Linked DNA regions of Homo sapiens: region 1 is linked to region 2. A link is a contact called in ENCODE Hi-C or POLR2A ChIA-PET data. All regions are on one chromosome and are shown on one strand. Each heading gives the region's core, a stretch centred on a gene start or an enhancer-like site at or near the end of the contact. The rest is flanking DNA. Distances are from core to core; before and after follow the strand shown.

Region 1 (4,943 bases), core at 1,694-4,193, 36 kb before region 2:
GTCTTGCAGATTGAAGCGCTCGTGAAGGACATGCAGAACCCAGAGACAGGGGTCCGAATGCAGAACCAGAGGGTCCTGGTCACCAGCGTTCCTCATGCCATGACAGGTGATGTAGCTTGCACTTTAGTCTTGGCCTGGAATAGACCCCACAGGCCCAATACGGCCCACCTCCTGTGTTTGTAAAAAACTTTATTTTTGGCCAGGTGCAGTGGCTCACGCCTGTAATCCCAGCACTTTGGGAGGCCGAGGCGGGTGGATCACAAGGTCAGGAGATCAAGACCATCCTGGCTAACACGGTGAAACCTTGTCTCTATTAAAATACAAAAAATTAGCTGGGCATGGTGGCAGGTGCCTATAGTCCCAGCTACTCGGGAGGATGAGGCAGGAGAATGGCCTGAACCTGGGAGGCAGAGCTTTCAGTGAGCAGAGATTGCGCCATTGCACTCCAGCCTGGGCGACAGAGCGAGACTCCGTCTCAAACAAAACAAAACAAAACAAAACAAAGCTTTATTTCTAAATAAAGTTTTATTGGAACATATCCATGTTCACTCATTTATGTATTGTCTATGGCTGCTCTTACACTACAATGGCAGAGTTAAAATATATAGTTGTGGCCAGGCACAGTGGCTTACACCTACAATCCCAGCACTTTGGGAGGCCGAGGCAGGTGGATCACCTGAGGTCGGGAGTTCGAGACCGGCCTGACCAACATGGTGAAACCCCATCTCTTCTAAAAATACAAAAATTAGCCAGGCATGGTGGTGCATGCCTGTAATCCCAGCTACTCGGGAGGCTGAGGCATGAGAATCACTTGAACCCGGGAGGCGGAGTTTGCAGTGAGCCAAGATCGCACCACTGCACTCCAGCCTGGGTGACAGAACAAGACTCCCACAAAGCTGAAATGTTTATTTACTATCTAGCGCTCTACAGAGTACATTTGCTGACTCCTGGACTAAAGTCTTCCTCTGAGGAAGGGGTCAGGAGGGAGAAAAGGACTCAACAGGTCATTTCTTGAAGCCATTCCTCCCAGAAGGTCATTTTAGAAACCTTCACTGTCATTTTTTGTTTTGTTGTTTTGTTTGCTTTGTTTTAATGAAACCAAGTAGCAGAAAAAAAAATACTATTTAGCAGAAAAAAGTTGGCCTTTGTTTTGCTCCACCGTTTACCTTCTAATTCATTTCAGGCCCTTCTCAACTGCCCTGTGGGAGTGGTGCCACTGTCTCCTCTCTGTGTGTGGGGGTGAGGTGCCTACAGAGCATCATTTGGGGATATTGGCAAGAAGGGCTGGACGCCAATATTAAGAGAGCATTTTGGTTAATGTGTTACCTGTTTTCTGATCTTGATTTTGCAGTAAAGACAATGTTTCATACTTAGGCGTATTGCCTGCAGAAGCAGACAGCTTCTCATAGCCCAAGCCCGGGCCTCACCACGGCTGTGCTCAATGTGAGGCCTCCCTCTCTATGCCACCCCTGACCTGACTATTTATTTTTCACTCAAGGTGCCCTAGTCTTTGCAGAGACAAGCTGGCTCACAGCTTCCCCTTTCCCTTTCTGACTGCTTAGAAGAAAGGATGCCCCCACCAGCAATGTGTCACTCAGGTTTCCTTGCATGCAAGCAACAGAAGACCCACTCTTTTGTTGGAGCAAAAGGGGAAGTAATTGAAATGCTATAGAGCAGCTCATGGAGGAAAAGGAAACACTGACAAGCCAGACTTTGGAAAGGCCAAGAACCAGCGTAGCTCTGGGCACCCAAAGAGTGGAAACAGGGGGCAGACTTTTCAGGGTGCCTTTGTGTCCCCCATCACCTCAGATGCAGCTGGGGCAATTCTTCCTGAAGGCATCCCTGACCCTGTCCCCCTCCCTGCCTTTGACTGTCATTAATTTTGGCCTGAATTCTCTACTGGACTGGGGCCCTTTAAGGGAAAGTACCTTGTCTTGCTCATCTGGGTAATCCCAATGCTTCTCAGAGCTGTGTTTGTAACAGATGGTTAGTAAAAGTTTATTGAATGCATGAGTCACTTATTGTCTGTCCTTGTGTGGAGAGTGAAGGATTAAATCCTTCAGGTGTCTTTTCTAGCTGTAGCCCTGGTCTCAGTTTACTTTCTCCATTGTTTTTGTTTGTTTGTTTTGTTTTGTTTGTTTGTTTTGAGACAGGGTCTCATGCTGTCTCCCAGGCTGGAGTGCAGTCATAAAATTATGGCTCACTGCAGCCTTGACCTCCTGGGCTCAAGTGATCCTCCTGCCTCGGTTTTCCAAAGTGCTGGGATTACCAGCTTGAGACTCCACAGCTGGCCAGTTTTCTCATTTTTAATGCAAGAATGGCAATCCCTCCCTAAGGGAACGAGTGCAGGAAGGAAGTGAGAGAGTTCTGTGCAGGTGCTGAGTATGCAGTGGGTGCTGGATGGTGGTGGTAGCTAGTGCTTTCCCACACATTGTCTGTTAACACTCACAATAAAGTTAAGGGTAGATATGACTGCCCACTTTTTGCACATGGGGTTATGGAGACCAAAGAGTTTCAGCAACTTGCCTTCATGTCCTTAAGCTCATTTCATGAGTGAGCTTGAATTTCAGCCCAGCAATGTGACTCCAGAGTCCATATATATATTTTATTTTTACTTATACTTTTTTTTGAGACAGGGTCTTTCTCTGTTGCTCAGGCTGGAGTGCAGTGGCACTATCTTGGCTCATTGCAGCTTCTGCCTCCTGGGTTCAAGCGATTCTCATGCCTCAGCTCCGGAGTAGCTAGGATTACAGGCACCCACCACCACATCCAACTAATTTTTGTATTTTTAGTAGAGATGAGATTTCACTATGTTGGTCAGGCTGATCTCGAACTCCTGACCTCAGGTGATCCACCCGCCTCGGCCTCCCAAAGTGCCGGGATTACAGGCATGAGCCACCGCGCCCAGCCCAGAGTCCATATTCTTATCTACTGTCAGTTGTGCACCAGCTGCTTTCCTTCCCTGCACACGGGGCACACTTGGTTCCTGGATTTGGGCGAGGTCGCCCATCCTGCCATGGCTTCCTTGTTCCTCCTGCACAGGTGAATTCCAGCTGCTGTAGAAACAACACAGGGAGAAGCCCTGGTCCTGCAACAACAGCACCGATAAAAAAAAATTATTTAACTTCTTGGACGGCAGGCGTCCCAGGGCTTCCTCGGGACAAAGGTGGCTGATGCGGGAGGCTGAGCAGCCTGCCAGGCTGTCAACGTAGACCGCGTGGTACAGATGCTGGTGGCACCATAATCTCATTTGATCTATTTCGGGAGGCAGTCAAGTGGATGAGAAAGCCCTCGGCTCCTCGGTGGAGAGAGCTAATCAGTCTGATGTCTGCCTAGGTCTGTCTCTCTGCCTGCGCACCACTGTGTAGCATTTAAAGAGAGAGACTTGGTGTGGAAAGTCTAAACACCCAGTCCTAGGAGTTTAGATGAAGGATTTTGCTTTTGAACAGCCATCCAGGAGTGAATGATGCTAAGAGCAACAGAGGGAGAACCATGGAAAGCCATGACAGTGTGCATGTGGACACTGACAGAGATCATGGCTGGACATTTGTGTCCTAGGGTGTGGGCATGAAGGGAAGAATTACAGGTTGTCTACACCCAGCCATGGTCGTAGGCAGGCAATTACGCCCAGAGAGCGTGTATATGGGTCATAAGAAGAAATGTCCCTGCACCGCCTCCGAGGAGGGAAGTATCATTGGCAATTATCCAGACATAAGAACACAGGGAGTGGAGTCTCAATCCTGGCCCTCTTCTTTGATGTGTTATGTGGGCCTGTTTCCATGCAGACAGGCTTCCAGCTTGGCCTTTGGAAAGCAGGCTAAGATTGCTGGAAAATGTGACCATTGGCATCTGCACGATGGTATCTGTGATGCGGTGCTTCGTTCCAGGGCACCTTGTCTATCTTCTGAGATGCTATTACCTTGTGCCTACGAGCTGTACCTTCTGCTTGTGAGGTGAGAGGGCCCAGGCTGAGGGAAGGGGCTCAGAGCTTCTGTGGGGTCGTACGGCAGCTCTGGGCTTGTTGGTGGAACTTGGCTTGCCTTGACCCTTAGATAAATCTGAATCCTTGAGGGGAGCAGGTGGGTGGGACGGGTGTACGGGTGCACATTCTCTCCTGGCCTCTGAGCCCGCCTCTCCTGCTGTTTTTCATGCCATTTTTTCATGTTTTTTTGTGTGTTGTTCCCAAGCCAGCCCCTAAGATTTGCAGGGCCTGGGGCGAGAGTACACATGGAGCCTTCATTCCATCATCTAAAGTTATAAATCAACTAGGATAGGTCCCAACCTCCTACCCTGACAAAAGTACCTTCACAATGTCATGGAAGGCCAGGTTCAAGTTTAGAAGTTTCTGACTCCTCGGAGTTCTGCCTGGGAACTTGGGGAGTTGGAGAGCCGGCCCCAGCCCTCAGCCTGTCCTCTTCTCATCCCTGTCTCTGTTTTACTCCCAGAGTCCCAGCTTGGTCCAGAGCCCTGCAAACAGCTTGCCTCGGGTCTGTTTTGTGTGTGTGTATGTGTGTGTGTGTGTGTTTAGACTTAGCCTATTTACTATCCAGTTAGTGAATAACAGACCATGTACAAGTTATCGTCAGGTAAAAGATCAATACAACAAGAGATGTAAAGATGAAGCGTGTGTGTATGTATGTGTGGGCTGGGGGTGCGTGCGGTGTTAAGTTGCACATCTGCTGGAGTCAGATCATGGATAGCCTTGAATTACAGGCTGCAGAGCTGGGACTGAGCATGATGAGGTGGGGGTTTCTGAAGGTTCTGAGCGAAGAGGAATGAAATCGCAGCTGAACGGGAAGGAGACCAGTCAGGCAACAGCGTGGAGGAGCGGGGATGTGTCAGGAGGCTATGACAATAACCGCAAATGTCTCTTGTTTTTCAGGAAGTGATGTTCTGCAATGGATCGTCCAGCGGCTTTGGATCTCCAGTCTGGGTGAGAGCTC
Region 2 (4,950 bases), core at 339-2,838:
CTCCGGGTCTCATCTTGGGTTATGCAAAATCGAGCGTAGGTGAGGTTCTAGAAAAGACTGTTATGTTTCTTGGAATCCACTAATGTGTGGATGGGGAAGTTAGAAAGAGTTGGAAGTCCGTGGACTGTAGACCCTGTGAGGATCCAAGACAGCCTGGGTTCCTATCGTTACTGGTTCCAATTCATTAGGAGTGTGTGAGTCATGTTTACTGGTTCCATGTGCTACTAAATGTCCATTGTTCATCTTTGATTTAAAATCCCATTAAGATAAATTGGACATTTATGTTTGATTTATTGAACTTTCTGGCTACCTTGACCCAGCCCCCCATAGGACATCATCTAGGAGACAAGAAAGAGCTGAGTGCTGCCTCCCACGTGCAAGCAGTTATTCTTTTAAAATGCGGAATTTATCTTAGGACTGCATTTCTAACTCTGGGATTTTCCTGCACACATGAAAATAAACTTGGCTTATTCCTGGGAGGCACGATGTGACTAATCATGTATTCTGACTGTGTAAGACTCAAGTCATGGTACTAATCGGGACTGAAGATGCTGTTTTGTTTAGTGCCTTCCTTCAATATGTTTAAGGGTTGGGCTCTTGTAAAAATGTTTTACATCTTCCTATGTCCCCAGTTTGCAAAAATGCCATCTGCCTGAGAAAATATGCCCTGACCCCACACACATTTCAGTGACTCTGCTGCTGCTAAGCCCTGATCCCAGCTGAGGAGGGCACCTGTGTACTCAGGGGCATTCACTTTGGGTTATAATAATCATCATTGTTCAGTGATAAACTCAAAACCATTTACTTCCGTGTTCCATAAACCCAGTTTCATGAAACCAAACAGAAAGAAAATGGAAGGAGACCCAAGGATAGTTCTTAGACCCAGTTTCCAATTTTTATTTGTCTCAGGACCTCATTACCGTAATTTTGACATCATTAGTGTTTTGACCTGTGAACCAGTTTTTTTTTTTGTTGTTGTTGTTGTTTTTTACCTCCAGCTTCTCCACTGGTAAATGTCTGGGCCCGTCGAGGTGCCTCATGCCTGTAATCCCAGTACTTTGGGAGGCTGGGGTGGGCAGATCACCTGAGGTCAGGATTTCAGGGCTGAGGTCGGGGCGGATCACCTGAGGTCAGGAGTTCAAGACCAGCCTGGTCAAAATGGAGCCCCGTCTCTACTAAAAATACAAAAATTAGCCAGGAATGGTGGTGTGCCCCTGTAGTCTCAGCTACTTGGGAGGCTGAGGCACAAGAATTGCTTGAACCCAGGAGGAGGTGGCTTCAGTGAGCTGAGATAGCGCCACTGCACTCCAGCCTGGGAGACAGAGCAAGACTTTGTCTCAAAAAGAAAAAAATAAAAAAGGTCTGATTGTCGACTAAGAGAGTCTCGGGAGAGAATAAGCCAGGGGGCTTGAGTTCTGAATAGAATTGCAAACCCAGTGCTTGTCTCTAAGGTACCAGTGGTTTATCTCTAAGGCATGGATCCTGTTCTGTCCAAATCTTATGGCTGAGGGAAGACTTCAGGGCAGGTGCATTTCACATTCACTGTGGACACAATTCCCCACCTACGGGGAGGAGGCACAGCAGGTTTTCAATACCCAGACAGCAGGAAATGCATTGACTCAGAAGGTCTGACTCAACTCAAGGGAATTAGCTTTTTTTAGAAAAGTTTTTTAAATTGACACATAATTGTACATGTTTAGGGGGTACATAGTGATGTTTCAATACATACAATGTGTATTGATAGGATCAGGGTAATTAGCATATCCATCATCTCAAACATTTATCATTTGTTTGTGTTGGGAACATTCAATATCTTCTTTTCTGGCTATTTGAAAGTATATAAAGTAAAACAGAGGTTACTACAGACTGGGAAGGGAAGGGGGAAGGGGAGATAGGGAAGTATTTGTTAAAGGATAAAAAATTAGGCCGGGAGCGGTGGCTCACGCCTATAATCCCAGCACTTTGGGAAGTTTCAGGCAGGAGGATTGCTTGAGTCTAGGAGTTGAAGACCAGCCTGGGCAACATAGTGAGACCACATCTCTACAAAGAATAAAAAAAATTAGCCAGGTGGTGGCACATGCCCGTGGTCCCATCTCATCATGACACTGACGTGGGAGGACGGCTTGAGCTGGGGAGGTCAAGGCTGCAGTGAGCCATGATTGCATCACTGCACTCCAGCCTTAGTGACAGAGCAAGACAATGTCTCAAAAAAAAAAAAAAAGTTACGAAATTACAGCTAGATAGTGTTCTGTAGCACTGAAGGATGACTGTAGTTAATAATAATACAGTATGTATTTCCATAATAGCTAGAAGAGAAGGAATTAGCTCTTCCTCCAAATAGTGTGTTTGGACCAATTAAGCCCCAGGTTTAAATAATGGGCCTAAGTTTCCAAACCCAGGCATTATCCTGAGAAAGGGTAGAACCCAACATGGCAAGAGTCTTGGAGTCTGTGGCAACTTTGGGCTTCTAAGATGGGTGCAGAGACACAAGTTTGAACACTCCAAGTTGGTTTGAATCTAAAAACCTATTGATAAAATATAAACAGGCCATATTTTAATGAAATAGATACAGAAAGGCCGGGCATGGTGGCTCACACCTGTAATCCCAGCACTTCGGGAGACTGAGGTGGATCGCTTGACCCCAGGAGTTTGAGACCAGCCTGGGCAACTTGGCAAAACCCTATCTCTACCAAAAATACAAAAAAAAAAAAAAATTAGCCTGGCCTGGTGGTGCGCGTCTGTGATCCCAGCTACTCAGGAGGCTGAGGTGGGAGGATTGCTTGAGCCTGGGAGGCGGAGGCTGCAGTGAGCCAAGATTGTGCCACTGCACTCCAGCTTGGCTGTCTCAAAAAAAAAAAAAAAAGAAAAAAAAGAAAAAGAAATAGGTATAGAGGAATGACAGAGGGACTGGATGGAAGACAATGTTTCATTTCACAAGTAGAATTGGGACTGATTTTGTCAAATACCTGCCAATCCCAAGGGTTATTTGATTTGAGGAAATTTCTAGGAAAACAGTAATAAGTATGTCACCAAATCGATACAGGAAAAGAGGACAGCCTGGTCAGTTGACCTGTGTATTGATGTCATATCTTGGGTGTCGAGCTTCTAGGAAATCATTTTCTGTTTCCTTTTCAGGATTGTGAAATACAGTGAGCAGTTCTCATCCAACGATGCCATCATGTCAGGCTGCCTCCCCAGCAACCCCTGGATCACCGATGACACCCAGTTCTGGGACTTAAATGCCAAATTGTATGTATTTTATATATTGGTGTTTTTTAAAAAACCGTTTTTGAGTTACAATTCACATGCCATAAAATTCACCCCTTCAAAGCATACAGTTCAATGGTTTTTATTATATTCATAGAGCTACAATCAATTTTAAAACATGTTCATTACACAAAAAAGAAACCCTGGACGCCCTCCAGCCTTAGGCAACTATGAATCTACTTTCTGTGTTTACGGATTTGTCTGTCTGGACATTTCCTATCAATGGCATCACTTGGAATCTGAGGAATGACAGAGGGACTGGCTGGCAGACAATGTTTCATTTCACAAGTAGAAGAGGAACTGATTTTGTCAAATACTTGCCAATCCCAAGGGCTACTCGATTCGAGCAAGTTTCTAAGAAGACAGTAATAAGTATGTCACTAAATCGATACAGGAAAAGAGGACAGGCTGGTCAGTTGACCTGTGTATTGATTTCATCTCTTGGGTATTGCGCTTCTAGGAAATCTAGGAAAGACTATGGGGTCTTTTGCGACGAGCTTTTTTCACTTAGCATCATGTTTTCAAGGTTTACGAATCTTGTAGCATGGATCAGAACTTCATTCCCATTTATGGTTGAATCATCTTCATGGTATGGATGCACTAGAGTTTGTTTATCCATTCATCTGCTGATGGACATTTGGGTGGTTTCTGCCTTTTAGCTATTATGAAGAATGCGGCTATGAACATTCGTGGGCAGGTTTTTGTGTGGGCATATTTTCATTTCTCTCGGGTGTATATCCAGGAGTGGAATTGCTGAGTCAAATGGTGACTCTATGTTTAACAACAGATTGGTTTTGAAAATTAAAAAATCATATGTATGGCTTTGCATGTTTGATATCTAATTAGCGTAAACTTAAGTTCTGGGCGGGCAGGGCCCTAAACCTGCCCTTTCCCTTACCCTTTGGCTTTTTTTTGTCAGTTTTGAATAGTCATTGCTCACTGGACCTGCACGCTTGTGTTATTTGGAAGAGGGGGCAGAGGCAGAAACACAGGAGAGTTCCGGCACACAGAGGGAGGAAGAAGAGAAGGGTGTAATGGTCAAATTAGAGGGAGAGAGAGAGGAGGACAGGGGAGAAGGGACAGGCCTGAGTGTGTGAGGGAGGTGGGGTGATGGGAAAGGAAGGAGTGCCAGGTATAGGTCACAGCTTGGGTCAACACTGCCGAGGCCATGAGGAACACACAGGTGACACTGACCCAGCTGGGTAAGCAGGCCTGGCCTGGGAGGGCCCTGATTCTCATCTTAAGCAACACTGGTACCTATTCCACGTGGCCCGCTCTGGGCAGCCAACAGGTTAAGGAGGCCACTCCTCTGGAGTCAGGGGTCCCCTGTCTACTAAGGTCAACTGCAGAGCCAAAGACTCTAGAACTACCTTCTGGGGAGGCTTCCCTTATCCTCTTTGGGCTCTGGCTGTTGGGGTGCTTCTCTGCAGCCCATGTCTGCCTCCCAGCGTACTGAATGAGAGAGGCGACCTGTGTCTGCCTGTGGACAAGCATGTGCGGACGCTGGCTCTCCCTGGAGGAGAAGGCAGGGAATCTGGCCAGGAAGAGGGTTGTCCTAGGAGGGCTTGGGGAGGAGAGATGGATGGCCGCTGAATTTTAAATAAAATGGGGAGCATGGTATTGAAGACAGGTAGAGATTGCTGGCAAGAAGAAAAATGTGTGTTCTGTGTAAGAACCGTTGAT

The links. A loop is a pair of places that touch in the nucleus more often than their neighbours do. ChIA-PET counts read pairs that join two places held with the same protein, here RNA polymerase II (POLR2A). Pooled maps may share reads with other maps.
Region 1: a map of left cardiac atrium shows a loop between it and region 2 (7-fold over the local background). The contact joins two enhancer-like sites. A Hi-C loop is called at or near these places in 6 of 168 maps with a recorded cell type or tissue (GM12878, GM13977, Jurkat and 3 more), 20 of 37 single-sample maps with no recorded cell type and 12 of 50 pooled maps. POLR2A ChIA-PET finds 5 or more read pairs at or near these places in 9 of 52 experiments (Caco-2, GM12878, H1 and 6 more).

Annotation. Positions count from the first base shown.
Region 1 is chr17:65,153,413-65,158,355 of GRCh38, forward strand. It overlaps RGS9 (regulator of G protein signaling 9), which reads left to right. Exons shown (of 19, transcript NM_003835.4): 2 at 10-106; 3 at 4,883-4,933. Among named protein-coding and RNA genes, the nearest start is that of RGS9, 19 kb to the left of the region's middle. RefSeq lists an enhancer at 1,864-2,023. Within about 2 kb of position 2,944, at least 5 of the 41 ENCODE cell types and tissues checked have a DNase peak (open chromatin) inside an H3K27ac peak, as active enhancers do.
Region 2 is chr17:65,190,408-65,195,357 of GRCh38, forward strand. It overlaps RGS9 (regulator of G protein signaling 9), which reads left to right. Exons shown (of 19, transcript NM_003835.4): 12 at 3,136-3,249. Among named protein-coding and RNA genes, the nearest start is that of RGS9, 56 kb to the left of the region's middle. Within about 2 kb of position 1,589, at least 3 of the 41 ENCODE cell types and tissues checked have a DNase peak (open chromatin) inside an H3K27ac peak, as active enhancers do.